Linked DNA regions of Homo sapiens: all the other regions are linked to region 1. A link is a contact called in ENCODE Hi-C or POLR2A ChIA-PET data. All regions are on one chromosome and are shown on one strand. The core of a region is the stretch at or near the end of the contact, and the rest is flanking DNA. Distances in the headings are between cores, read along the strand shown.

What was found. Hi-C counts contacts between places; a loop is a spot of excess contacts on that map. ChIA-PET counts read pairs that join two places held with the same protein, here RNA polymerase II (POLR2A). Pooled maps may share reads with other maps.
Region 2: a loop to region 1 is called in a map of B cell, with 6 times the contacts of the local background. The contact joins the promoter of HEATR5B here to the promoter of SOS1 in region 1. A Hi-C loop is called at or near these places in 2 of 168 maps with a recorded cell type or tissue (B cell and naive thymus-derived CD4-positive, alpha-beta T cell), 2 of 37 single-sample maps with no recorded cell type and 11 of 50 pooled maps.
Region 3: a loop to region 1 is called in a map of CD8-positive, alpha-beta T cell, with 8 times the contacts of the local background. The contact joins the promoter of STRN here to the promoter of SOS1 in region 1. A Hi-C loop is called at or near these places in 6 of 168 maps with a recorded cell type or tissue (B cell, CD4-positive, alpha-beta T cell, CD4-positive, alpha-beta memory T cell and 3 more), 1 of 37 single-sample maps with no recorded cell type and 11 of 50 pooled maps. POLR2A ChIA-PET finds 5 or more read pairs at or near these places in 1 of 52 experiments (Caco-2).

What each region holds. Positions count from the first base shown.
Region 1 is chr2:39,119,092-39,123,551 of GRCh38, forward strand. It overlaps SOS1 (SOS Ras/Rac guanine nucleotide exchange factor 1), which reads right to left and starts at 1,960. Exons shown (of 23, transcript NM_005633.4): 1 at 1,245-1,960. The coding sequence starts at 1,331. RefSeq lists an enhancer at 830-909 and a silencer at 1,110-1,829.
Region 2 is chr2:37,080,976-37,085,838 of GRCh38, forward strand. It overlaps HEATR5B (HEAT repeat containing 5B), which reads right to left and starts at 3,397. Exons shown (of 36, transcript NM_019024.3): 1 at 3,294-3,397; 2 at 2,314-2,461. The coding sequence starts at 2,439. It overlaps GPATCH11 (G-patch domain containing 11), which reads left to right and starts at 3,543. Exons shown (of 9, transcript NM_174931.4): 1 at 3,543-3,595. RefSeq lists enhancers at 2,905-3,004, 3,475-3,634.
Region 3 is chr2:36,964,531-36,969,478 of GRCh38, forward strand. STRN (striatin) reads right to left here and starts at 2,006. Exons shown (of 18, transcript NM_003162.4): 1 at 1,700-2,006. The coding sequence starts at 1,933. RefSeq lists a silencer at 1,687-2,496.

The sequences.
Region 1 (4,460 bases), core at 710-3,209:
CATTACAAGCTAAGAAGTCAAACTTGCAAGTAAAGCAAAAGTAAGGAGTGAGAGCCTGAAGGGATTTCTAAGGAGTAAAGTATGTAAGATATATGGCATCTTTTCTTCTGTTTTTTAAAAAAAATTACATAGATGTTTGTGACTAGTCAGACACTTGAAGGGGAAAATGTCCGTAATTTAAGCCAGAAATATATGAGCAAATTCTCCTGAAAAACCAAATAGTTTCCACTGTAAGACAGCAAGAGGGACCGGAGGAGAACAGGGCAAAAGGGAAAGTAAAAGTTACTGGCCTTTGAGAAATATCAGACACCTTTTAATGTTTAGCATAAAAGGTAAAACATAATCTCCATTCTTAGTAGAAGCAGTTAGCATGAAACATTCTTTGAGCAGCAAGAAACTGGGATTTAGAAACACTATTAGAAGAGTAAAGCAATCTTTACAGAAAAGGTAAATGAAGAAAAGAAAACAAAAATAGTCTGGTTGTCACACTGCTGCTTTAGAAGCTTTAAAAACGTAAGAACACTTCCTAATTATACTAAAACATTTAAAAGCACAGATCGGGGGTATGTAACTTCAGGTAACAATGTAGCAAACTTAAACATACAAAGGCTAAAAATTCTTAACAAGCCAAATGACAGCACCAAGAATCTCGAACGCTGCAAAAACAAAACAAAACCCCCCTGAAATTGGTAGCATGTGCACCAGCCCCTGTTAATCGGAGGAGCGGGGGAAACCAGGAGAATGAGGAGTGAATACTGACGGCGAGCAGAGCAGGCCACGTTCCTACTGGCAGGCGAGCTCGCAATTCCTTTGAGCAAGCCTTACGGCCAGGGCATTCTCAAGCCACTAAAACCAGCGTACTGGACACCTAAAACGGTAGGCTGACAGCAGCTCCGGGCTAAGACCAAGAAGACGGAAAAGTGGCCTGCTTTGACCTCCGCTGAAAACTGAGGCTCCTCCAACTGTTGTTGTCCTGGAATCAAAGGGCAAAGCATTCACCTCTCAGGGGTTGGATTATCCGGATAAACTCCCCCCGGCTCCCTGCGGCATTCCCACACACCCGGTGGATGTCAACACCGAGAGCCAGCCGTATGAGGGGGGCCTCTCCGTGTGCGCCGTCCTTTTGGAGACGCGGCGAGACCGGGAAGAAAGACGGCCCTGCGCGCGCCCCGCCTCCCCAGCCCTTCCCCAGCGCCCGCGCTGGGGGGCTGCGGCCGGGAAGCGGGGTCCCGCGTGCTCCTCACCTTTTTCAGCGCAGGCACCAGTAGTCCCCGCCACTTGGGCGCGTTCTCTTCGCTGAAAAACTCGTAGGGCAGCTGCTGCGCCTGCATGGTGCCCCCGGGGCGCCTCTGGGCGGGGAGAGGGGCGGCGGCGGCCGGGCCAGGGAGCCGCGAGAGGGCGAGCTCGCAGCGCGGAACAGGGCCGCGGCCCCACCGGACGGCCCGGCCCCCTCCGGGCGCCGCGCAGCCGGGCTAGCCCTGGCGAGGGGGCTGGGGGGCGAGGCCCGCGCCTGGCCACCCACCCGACACAGGTACCAGCCGTGGAGAACGGACGCGGCCCGGAGGCGGCGGCATCCCGCACCACCGCCCCGGGGCCAGGCCCCCCGCCCCTCCCCGGCCCGCCGGCGCCGCCCCGGGCTGCCCTCTGCCGCGGCCGCCGCCCGCCCGCCGGGGCTGCACTCCCGGGCCCGGTCTGGCCCCGCGGCGGAGCTGGCGGCTGGGGGAGGACGTGTGGAGGGACGCTCCGGCCGCGGCGCCCGCTCCGCGTAGTTGGGACTCCGAAACGCAAGAGCCCCGGGCGGGGCGGAGCTGGGGCGGAGGTCTCGCGGGGAAGGGGAAGGACCGGAGGTCGTTGTTGGGGAATCTGGCTGCCCTGAGGTGCCGCCGCGGCCGCCGCCGCCACCGCCGCCGCCGGTGTAGCGCTGGAGCTTCCTACTAGCGAACTGAACCTGCTCGCTACTGAGCATGCGCTGCCGTGCTGGGCTGGTTCGCTCCGGGTTTTCCGGCTCCCGGTGAAGGAGGAGGAAAGCTCGAGAGAGAAAGAGAGAGAGAGACAGGGAGGGCGCCCGGCCGGGCTGTGGCTGCGCTCCTGGGGGCTGCAGGGGAGGGGCGAAGGGGCCCGAGAAGTCGCACCCTGGCAAAGTGGGGCCTGCAAGGGTGGGTGATGACTAGGGTAAAGAGGCTCCCCATTGTGTGGCCTGGCCGTGAGGGCTCCCACCCTTCTCGGAGTCCCTGGGCCCTTCGTTTCGGAAAGGGGTGTGTGTACTTTGTTCCTGAACACGAAGATAAGGACTGCCCAGAGCACGCAATGTATAGTAAACAGACTGGACAAAAGACAGGTGCTCTGTCACGAAACCTACTGCTCAGTATCTGCTGAGTAGTAGAAGTGATTGCGGTGTTTCTAAGTGGTCTTTCCACAAAATAATAAAATGTGTACGTGTAGTATTGATTTTGTGTGAATGTTTTAGATTCCCTCTGTTCATCTTTTAAACCCACTCCAGAAATGAACTCCAGTAAGCACTTTCCTCCAGTGGATATCGAGACCTCTTTTACAGCTCCTAGAGCACTGCACTTATGCCCCTCTCAGGGCGTTCAGTCTATTGTGTTTTGTTATCTTTTGCGGTTCTTTCGACTAGATAATAAACTGGAAGGCAGATCTTTTTCACCAGGGCCTCTACACAGTGTAGAACAGGCACTCAGTCAATGTTAGTGGAATGCTAAAGGAGCAGTATTTATAAACTGTCCCTCCAGGCCACTGTTTGTTTATAATAGGGGCACTTTGTGGCAGACACCTTATGATTTATCATTAATTATCATTTTTTTGAGTATCATCTCATTTAATCCCCATAGCAACCCTATTATTTTCATTTCACCGATAAGAAGGCAGTTTAGAGGAACTAGCCTGGGTTAAAGCTGACATTGTGTCCTGCTATTCCTGAGAACAGTAACCAGGATCACATAAACGAGAAAGGTTCAGTGGTTCTTAATCTTTACAGGACCTCTTTGAAAATCTGGAAAAACAACTCTTAGGTTATTTCCTTTAAAAATACACAGGCCGGCCAGGCGAGGTGGCTCATGCCTGTAATCCCAGCACTTTAGGAGGCCGAGGCGGATGGATCACCTGAGGTCAGGAGTTCCAGACTAGCCTGGCCAACACTGTGAAAACCTGTCTCCATAAGAAATACAAAAATTAGCCGAGCATGGTGGTGGGCGCCTGTAATCCCAGCTACTTGGGAGGCTGAGGCAGGAGAATCGCTTGAACCCAGGAGGCAGAGGTTGCAGTGAGCCGGGATCATGCCACTGCACTCCAGCCTGGGCAACAAAACCAAAACTCCGTTTCAATTCAAAAAAAAATATACACACACACACACACACACACACACATACACACAGACCGGCCGGGCGCAGTGGCTCACGCCTGTAATCCCAGCACTTTGGGAGGCCGAGGTGGGCGGACCATTTGAGTTCAGGAGTTTGAGACCAGGCTGGCGAGACCCATCTTTATTGTTTTATTGAAAAAATAAAAATATACATACTTGGTTTACATTTGAAAAACTCCCCACTTTCAAAGTGTGTGGAATGAAAGCTGGAATTATAGGCGCCTGCCACCACACCCAGGTAATTTTTGTATTTTTATTAGAGATGGGGTTTCACTGTATTGGCCAGGCTGGTCTCGAACTCCTGACCTCGTCATCCACCCGCCTCGGCCTCCCAAAATGCTGTGATTACAAGCCTGAGCCACCGCGCCCGGTCAGCCCTCTTCAAATATTTAAAGGGTTGTGATATGGGGGAAGAGATTGGTTTGTATGGTTCCAAATGAACCAACATCAAGCCTGTACCCCAAACTATTGCTTGGCTTCCCATTGCTCTTAGAATACATTTCAAACTTCTTACCGTACCCCACAAAGGCGTGCATCTGGCTCCTGCTCACATTCTCAATGTTTTCTCACCATTCACAACCTCGCCTCACCACACTCCAGTCACAGTAGCCTTCTGTCTATTCCTAGAAAACAACAACCTGCCTAAAGAACATTGTTCTTCTCTCAGCCTAGAACCCCTAACTGTTCCCTTGGCTGGTTATAAACATCACCACCTCCAAGAGGCCTTCTCCGATCACTCCAAGTAATTCTCACCTGTGTATTTCTACCTTATGTTCTTTTTATTTCCTGCTAGCACTAAATCAAATCAGTCCTCTATTTTTGGTTGTTGGTTTCCCTCCTGCCCCCAAATAAAATGTAAACTCCTAGAGAGAGAGAAACAATCTTTTTTTTTTTTTTTTCTTTTTCTGAGACAGAGTCTCATTTTGTTGCCCAGGCTAGAATGCAGGCGGAATCTTGGCTCACTACAACCTCCACTTCCCAGGTTCAAGTGATTTTCCTGCCTCAGCTTCCCGAGTAGCTGGGACTACAGGCGCACGCCACCAAGCCCGGCCAATTTTTGTATTTTTAGTAGAGGTGGGGT
Region 2 (4,863 bases), core at 2,147-4,646, 2.0 Mb before region 1:
TGCTTCCTGTTTTATACACTCTTGTATTTATCAATTTCAGAACAAAATTAAAGACGTTTTAAGTGTTTCAAGGTGAAAAGATGGAGATGGATCAAATAAGACAGAATACTGACCACTGTTCTGGGCAATCTGTCATCAGTAATGGCTGGACAAGTGCTGTTTCAGTGGAGTGGAAGTAAATCCCCAGTTGTAGAGGATTTAAGAGAAAACAGAAACGTCTAGTTGACAATTACAAGTGAATCCATGCATTGTTTTTTTTTTATACTTCAAGTTCTAGGGTACATGTGCACAATGTGCAGGTTTGCTACATATGTATACATGTGCCATGTTGGTGTGCTGCACCCATTAACTCGTCATTTACATTAGGTCATGCATTGACTGTTTCTATAGAAATTCCATTAAAACCATACTAAAGGGTAGCAACAACAACAGGAACAATAACAACAAAGCACAAATCCAAAGGGTAAAGAAAACAGGAGAAAGAATCAACACAGTATTTGGAAACCAACTGTTCCCAACAGGGAAAGCTGCAAAATGACCTAACTTACAACACAGGACCCCCTAAGAGATCACGGTTTTTTTAAGCCCTAGGTGCTTTTGGAGGTGGGAGTGAAGTTGTATGTACCTTGAGATAGAGGGAATGGTTGAGAGTCTAATAAGCAGAAAGAATCCTCTTCTTCATTATGGAAGCAGACTGAAAGTTTATTCTCTGGGAAGAGTGAAATATTGTATGTCCAGACTAGAAGAGTCCAGGCACAGTTGCGGTCTGGGAAAACTGCACTGAAAATGGGGAGATGCAGTGAAAGTTCACATACTGAACTTTAAAGTCCCCAGTCTTCTCCCACAACTCCAAGAATGTAGCCAGCTAGCTATATACTCTTCAGACACGACAGTAGAAAAGTATCTTCTGGGGAATGACTAGCCTACAGAAACCTAAAATACTAAGGTCAGGGACCAAACTAGCCTACAGTGAAGTCCAGTTTAAAAGACTGGCCCTGCTGAGAAAAGTTTTTACTACTCACTTTTAAATTTGATCAGGCAGCCAAAGATCATCAGACATTTGAGGGAAGTATCTACTTTTTTTTTTTTTTTTTTTTTTTTTTTTTTTTTTCAGATGGAGTTTCACTCTTGTCCCCCGGGCTGGAGTGCATTAGTGCGATCTCGGCTCCTTGCAACCTCTGCCTTTCCGGCTCAAGCGATTCTCCTGCCTCAGCCTCCCCAGTAGCTGGGATTACAGGCGCCCACGACCACGCCTGGCTAATTTTCGTACTTTTAGCAGTGTTTAGTAGAAACGGGGTTTCACCATGTTGGCCAGGCTAGTCTGGAACTCCTGACCTCAGGTGATCCACCCACCTCAGCTTCCCAACGTGCTGGGATTACAGGCGTGAACCACCATGCCGGGCCATATCTACTTTTAAAGACAGAATATAAAATACACAGACAATAAAAAGTAAGTTGAATCAATGTTGGGAACTGGCTCCAAAACTGGCCATAAATAAAATCTCTGCAGCACTGTGACATGTTCATGATGGCCATAACGAAACCCGAATGAGGGCAAGGAACACCTGGCCTGAAAACCGCTTAAAGGCGCTCTTAAACCACAAACAATACCATGAGCGATCTGCGCCTTAAGGGCATGTTCCTGCTGCACAGAACTAGCCAGACCCACCCCTTTGTTTCAGCATACCCCTTCGTTTCCCATAAGGGATACTTTTAGCTAATCGAATATCTGTAGAAACAATGTTAATGGCTGGCTTGCTGTTAATAGACACTTGAGTAAATCTCTGTTCCGGGGTCTCAGCTCTGAAGCCTGTGAGACCCCTGATTTCCCACTTTACACCTCTATATTTCTGTGTGTGTCTTTAATTCCTCTAGCGCCGCTAGGTTAGGGTCTCCCCAAACGAGCTGGTCTCGGCAAATCAAGGCTATGCAGGAAGAAAAAACAGATTAAAAAAAAAAAAGAGCCTATTATTGACTCCTCAAAGAGATAAGTGAAGACACTGGGATTGTTAGGCAGCATAGAGAGATCACTTGCAACGGGTGACGATGATAAATTTAAAGTGACACCAGTCATATAGCCATGTTTTTCTCCAGTTACAATGAGCTGCCCAGGTACAAACATAAAGAAGATAGGCAATGAGCTGGATTTAAACGAGGTTTGAGTTTTGCCACTAAATTTCCCATTCGTGTAATACTCTCAAGTTCCATAAGTGACCCATAAACCTTCCAAAACATAACATGTGTTTTCTTAAGAATCATGACCACATAATCTCTTCACGTTAATGCAACTGGGAAAAAAGAGCAATACCATACCTTGTTGGCAGCAACCAAGACTTTATCAAGAAATCGCAACCATTCAAAGATGAAAACTGGTCTTTTTGCTTCGGTGATTTGAGCCAAAGCTTCTTCATTTAGCAATAAACTGTGGGCTAACTCCATTACGGAAGTTTGAAATTCACACCTTAAATTTAACAGAGTAAAAAATACTTGTAAGTATTTTTTAATGTTAAAAGTCAAGCTTAATGGAATATACTCACTAAGAAAAGTAGGACTACTCATTTCATTTGGGGAAAAACTCAACTTCTTTGAGGCAAAACCTGAGAACATACTTTTAAATGACAAAAATACAAACAAAAACAGAAGAAAACTACTTGGTAAGGAAGAGTGACTCATGGAGTGAAAAGAAAATTAAAAGAAATTATTGCCAAAAAAGGCATTATTCCAGAAGAAATATGTCCAGCAACACATATGTCATTTACCCGTTCTATAAATGAAAAAACTGAAGCACTAAGATCAAACACCCCAGCCGGGCTTGACAACCATCCTCCTCTTTTTCTCGTCCAGGGTTCGGTACATAGCACCTTTACCCTCCCGCGCTGCACCTGGCCAGAGGGACTGAGGTCAAAACACCCAGCACAGACATCCCGAACTGCAGGTCTCCAAGACTCTTCCTACGCGGATGGGTGGGGCGGCCAGGCCCGGCGGCCGAAGCGTCAGTGACAACACCAGGCGGTCCGGAATGCACCCGAGAAGCCTCGCGCGCTCGGGGTCTGGCTTCACCTGGCTACTCCAAGAACCGCAAGCGGCGGACCCGGGGAAACACCAAGAGGCCGCCGCAAGCCTCCGTGGGGTTCCGCAGGCTGTCAATAGCACGAGGCGGCAGCTCGGAACTAAGCACGGAGCCAGAAAAGGGAAAATGTTCATTACGAACTCAAATGTCTTCCCCACCCGTCTGAAAATGTACGTCGGACAGGAGTCCGTGCGTGTCAACATGCATGCTTCGGCGACCTCACCTCGTAGTCTGGAAGGGAAGATCAGCTGAGCTCCGGGGGTAGAAGCAGCCACCAAGAGACCCGGATGCCCCACCTCCCGCACTCCTACCTGCAGGAAACAAGGGAAGAGCGCTTGCGCGGAGGGCTGGTCTTGCGCAAGCGCAGTCACCACGTCCTCCTATCCCCACCCGCCGCGAATTTCCAATAGAGTCTGCACTAGGAAACTGGTGGGAGCCGAGGTCCGGAAGTCCGACGCTGGTCGGTGGGCGCATGCGCAGCGCGCGCTCTACGGCGCTGAACCGGGGCGAGCAGAGAGCTGTCAGGTAAGAGAGCTGTCAGGTAAGGGTCTGGGGACAACCGGTAGAATGATAAAAGGCAGAGTGCGCTGGCCATGACTACCGTATCACACCGTCAGCCACTTTTCCATCCGTGGGTGGTTGCGTCTGTGGGACGCTTGCAGCCAGGAGGAACGCGTGAGGGAAGGGATCAGCGGTTCCTGAGCGTAGTATTGAGAGTGGGACGTTTCTTGTCACATTTATACTGTAGGTCCATTTCTCCACTTGTATATGTAATGGGACTCTCAATATGTCTGTTTCCCGACTACGCCCCCTAAAAAAACAAAAACAAACCTACTCCTACAGTCTTCCCACTCTCAAAAAACGTTAACTCCGTTCTTCCATGTATTCAGGCCAAAAACTTAGCGTTATCTTGACATCGTTCTTTACGTACTACCTACAACATCAGCAAATCCTGTAAGCTCTACCTTCAAGTGTACCCCAAATGCGACCACTTGCATTGCTATCACTCTGGTACGAGCCTCCATCATCTCTGCCAGGGTATCGCCTTGTGAAGTTTATGCTTATCTTTGATGGAAATGGATAATGCTAAAGTATATTTTACCAATAGAAAGAGAGCTTTAAAAGCAACCTGTAACCCCATTCAGATGTGCCTGGCACTTTAAAGTTAAGTAGGTCTCTTAAAAACAATGTAATCCTATTTGCAAGGCACTATGACCCGGATTCTTTGTGGTTTTGAAATAGTCATTTAGCCATACTGAACCTTAATTTCTCCAACAGGAAAAACTCTTCCTACCTTGTAGAGTTGTTAGTGGTGGTTAAATGTGATAAAAATGTGTGATATACTGGGTAAGTGTTAAACCATTATGTGTAAAAATGCTGTTATTACCAATGAAGAATCTGAGGTTTAGAGGAAGCGGGTGAATTACCATAAATGCTGTATATAATAGTGCACGTTTTTAACTTATAATAAAAATAGGTAAACTAAACTGTAATGTTTAAAGATGCACACGTGGATGACAAAACTATCGAGAAAATGAAGGAAATGATTGCCATAAAAAACAGAATAGTGACTATTCTTAGAACCAAAAGAGAGTTGCAACTGGATAGGGGACAAAGAGGGCTCCCAGGTGCCTGATAAGGTTCTACTTCCTGATAACTTTTGCTACATAACAAATTATCCCCAAATGTAGCAGCTTAAGATAACTGTAATCATTTGTTATCTCACAGTTTCTATGGGTCAGGAATTTGTTAGCAGCTTAGCTTAGTTTAGCATGGACTTTCTTAAGAAGTTG
Region 3 (4,948 bases), core at 756-3,255, 2.2 Mb before region 1:
TAGACTAGATCGACTAAATACTACAGCAATATAACAATAGGAATGAAAAAGTTGCCAAATAATATAAACATGTAACTACAGACTTACAAGGAAATCATAGAAACTACTGGTCACTCCCTAACTTCATTCAGCTGCTCATTTGTCATCTCTCAGAGGCCTACCCTGACTACCCCATCTAAAATAGCTGCCCCTATCACACGCTATTCCTGAACTCTGACTTATTTCTTCCTCACAGCAGTTGCCACTATAAGCCATTATATTCTATAGGCGCATTTGCTGGACTGTTTGCCTCTCCACTAAAACATAAACTCCATGAGGGCAGAAGCTTGGTCGGTTTTCTTTCAACACAGGGCCTAGACACACAGCTGGCACTCAATACACAGGTGCTGAATAAAATACATGATAAAACTGAAACCCAGAGAGGTTAAAGGATTTCCTCAAGGTCACAGAGCTAGCAACAAACACAGCCCTTACTATAACCTTGTCTACTACAGCCTTGTGTGTTCGCTCTTTCCACAGCCACTTCCACTACACCAGAGCCTGTTCCAGCACATGATTCTATTTAACAGATTTCTCCTCTTCTTTTTTTTCTTAAGCGCCAAATACATGTTACCAAAAAAAGTGACACACTGGGTAGCATTTTAAACTCAAGTGTTTTGCCAACTAAAACTATACTCAAATTTCATAAGTATACAGGCTTAGCCCGTAAAACAGAAAGGCACAACTATTCATAGTTCTTTAAGTTCCTTTTGAAATTGGTGTGTATGCCCTGGAAGTTTTAAGAACAACCACTGAAAACCTATTCACCAATTCTGAATGGCTTGTAAAGTATCAGCCTCACTTTCATTCTTTTCAGAGCCCACAGTTATCTCCTCCCTGGATATACTTTATCTTGCAGATTATGCAAGGCAATGTAACTAACTTCAAAGTCCCTTTAGTTCCTTTTAAAGCACAAGAAAATCTCCCAAAACACTGAACATAAAATTAACCCTTGGGAAGTTTCAGATTCTGAGAACAGGAACCACCTCTTAACCATTCTCTCTGACTGCGATCATCTAGGTCCTTCATTCAAAATGCATTAATTGGAAATACCTAAAAGAAACGTGGGAGGGGGCCGGGGGGTCGGAAGAAAGTGGAGAACAGACATTTACATATATAAAAAAAGGGATCTGATATATGAATAACACTTTTGCCCAACGTCAACTTCTCGCCTCGACTCAAGGCCTGACACAACTTCTGTTGTCTTCTTGATCACCTTCCTTGAAGAGAGGGGCCAAAGCCGGCACGTTCTGCGGAGACTGTCTCTAGACCTAGGAAGGGGCACACCAGGGCAGCGGACGATTTGCTCCGCGTCTCTCAAAACTACTGCCAGCCCAATTAGTAAACCGAGAGGGCAGCCCTGAGATGCAGGATGGCCAGAGAGTTGAAATGAGTCTGGGAGTTAAGAGTGGGATGGGGCGGACGAACAGGCGTGGGGAGGGTAAACAACGCACCAGGAGCGGGAGTGAGAACAGGGTCGAGGTGGGGTCAGCGAAAGGCAAAAGGCGAAGAGAAGAAGGGGACGGGGCTCCGGGTGGGATGGGCGGCAGCAAAGGGGGAGGGGACGCGAGAAGGCTGGGGGAGGGGGAGAAGGGTCCGGGGCGGGGCGGAAGGGAGCAAAGAGGCGGGATGAAGACGGCCAGGCCGGGAGGGTCTTTACCTGCAGCTCCGCCCGCTCCACCTCCCACTGGGCTCTCTCCACCTCGAAGCGGGCCCACTCGTGCTGCAGGAAGTGCAGGATCCCCGGGAGACTGTACTGGGCTCGGGCCGCCCCCGCCGCAGCCGCCCCGTCGCCGGCCGCGGCAGCCTCCGCCAGAGGCCCGAGCCCCTTGGCACCGCCGGCGCCCGGGTGGTTGTTGCTGAAGAAGACGCCGGGACCCGCCTGCTCGTCCATGGCGGCCGCAGATACCCGGGGAGCTGCCCCGGCGCCCAGCAGCGGAGGCAACAGCGGCGGCAAGCAGCGCCTCCTCCTCCCTCCGCCGCTCCCGCCCACACCCCAGTCAGCAGGGAGCAGCCTCCTGGGCGCGGGGGCCGGCCGAGCCCGTGACGGGCCGGGAAATGGGTCAACTGCGGCGCGCTGGCGGCCCGGGGCTTGCCGGGAAATGTAGTCGCGGGGCGGGGCGCGGGCTAGCGCGGCCCGGGCGGCCTGTAGGGCTGTGCCTCAGCTTGGGCGTGGCCTCGGGCCCGCCCCGCCCCGGCTCGCCGCGTAGGGGGCCGGCTGGGCGGGGAGAGCGGGTTTCCTCTGGGGCCGGCTGGGCGCGGGCGGGCGGGTCTCCAGTCTTCCTCGCACGCGGAAGTTCGCGGGCGGCGCACCCTGTTGCATTCAAAAACACACACACACACACACACACACACACACGGAAGTTGTCACGCCAAGATACCTGCCCGAGCTGCACATCTTTTAAGGCTTCCTGGCCGTTCTGTGAAGGAACAGGCTCAAAGCGAGCTACCCGGTGCGGCCGCGGGACCGGGGTTCTCCCGCCAGCTGCCCTGCGTGCTCTCGCTTCGGCTTCGTGTTCGGAGTTTCTCTCACCCTAGACGCTCCTCCATTCTGCCAATCTGCGGGTCGCTGTCGCTCTTGCCTTTCTCTTTTGACTCGAGGGGCTCAAACCTGTTACCTGACCAGTTTTCATTTCTAAGGAACGCCGATCACCTTTCTAAGACAACGCCGCAGCTTTCTGCTGCTGCTTCCAAATTGTGGTTTGTTGACAGCCCATCTGAAAAACTGCTCCGTTGAAGTTTCTTTCCCTTTGCAGTCCTCCTGCAGTAAATCCTGTAAAAGTTTTAGCATCCAATAATAGATGTTCTGTTATTTCGGTCTCATTTTTCCTATCTTATTCCCGCTGATTTTTACTCTACTTAATTGAACAAATATTTTGATTATCGGTTTTCTCTTGCGCTGGGAATATTAAGATAAATGACATCGTTTCTGTCATCAAAGATTGGCGTATAATCAAATATCACAAAGGCTTAATTTAAAAGCTACACCACCTTGAAAAAGCAAGTTCCCTTTCTGCTCCCTAGCGCGGTCTTAGATATCCTGGCCCCTCTCCGTTTTCACTTGTCCTGTTCCCAGTTTCTTTCACGATTCACCTGCCAACTGGCAACAGCATCCGCCTACCAAAGGTACACCAAAGTCCTTTCAAGTTACTCTCTGTAAATATTTGCCTTCTCCGAAGTCTGACAATATGTCACTATAAATTCACACTACAACAGTGGCAAAAAGGAAGGCCCCTGAAAACAATTTAACAAATGCAAATGAAATTAAGCACTTATTTTGTCACCCTAACAAGTTATCTGAAATTCTTACGTTTTGTAGGACGTACTTGTGGGTTATCAGACTTGATGGCCATGAAAAAATGTAAAGATCTAGGCTGCTGAGTGACATGTCAGGGAAAGACATCCTGTCCCTGTCCTCTCTCCCCTCCCCCCCTTTCCCATGGCTACTTGCAGAAAGGACAGGAAACACATTGTGTCTGCTCTGGTTGCAAATAAAGATGGAGAACTCTCTTCTCTCGCTTAATTAATGTTTCTGCTTTATGAATTCATTCTTTATTATCATCAAAGATTGATCCAGGCCTGGCCAAATTCCCTGTGCCATAACTTATTTTGGCTGTCAGTGTCCTTTGAGATACAGCCCAGTCTTCTCATTTACAGCTCAAGGAACTAAATTCCAAAAAAATTGAGACTTGTCAACAATGAGGCCTTGAGTGAGACGACATATCCGACAATTCCTTTAAGTCAATTCATAGCAGACACAAAATGTAATTAAATGTATAGATAATCTGGACTACCACACATATACAAAAACTATTTTAATTCGTAGTTCAACTTTATTACTCACAATACTTTTTTTGCTTTACGAGGACTCATTTACATTTTGGCCAGGCGCCATGGCTCACGCCTGTAATCCCAGCACTTTGGGAGGCCGAGGCGGGTAGATCACTGGAGCCTGGGAGTTGTGGGCAGGAGGCAGGAGAATAGGGTCTGGAGGCAGGGAACGTAAAGTAGATTCAGGCTGACTACCTAGAACTGAATCAAATGGAAATACTTCAGCTATAACAGGAAATGTCCTCTCCACTTACATAGGGCGCACACCAACTAAATGACGTTGTAACTTTACTTCATCCTCTTCATTTACATAGGGCGCACACCAAGTAACCAGTGGAAACCTCTAGAGGGTATTCAAACCCCAGAAAATTCTGTAACGGGACTCTTGATCCCCTATGCTCGGGCCTGCCCCTGCACTGTGGAGCCTACTTTCATTTTCAACAAATCTCTGTTTTTGTTGCTTCATTCTTTCCTTGCTTTGTGCGCTTTCCCCAATTCTTTGTTCAAGATTTCAACAACCTGGACACTCTCCACCGGTAACAGTTGGAGAACAGCCTGGCCAACATGGCAAAACCCGTCTCTACTAAGAATACAAAAATTAGCCAGGCGTGGTGGCACATGCCTGTAGTCCCAGCTACTTGGGAGGCTGAGGTACGATAATCGCTTGAACCCGGGAGGTGGAGGTTGCAGTGAGCCAAGATCATGACACTGCACTCCAGCCTAGGCAATACAGTGAGACTGTGATTCAAAAAAAAAAAAAAGTTTTAAAAAGAAGGCCTTCCCTTAGAGTTCTGGTGCCCTAAGTTGCCTTAAAACTATAGGACTATGAATCCCATAATTATCACTTATTGGTCCTGGCACGGTGGCTCATGCCTGCAATCCTAGCACTTTGGAAGACCGAGGCGGGTGGATTACCTGAGCTCAGGAGTTCAAGACCAGTCTGGGCAACACTGAGAAACCCCATCTCTACTAAAATACAAAAAAAAATTAGCTGGGCGTGGCAGCTTGCGCCTGTAATCCCAGCTCAATTCTCTCATTTTTTAATATGGGAATAATAGTCACCTAATAAAGTTGCTGT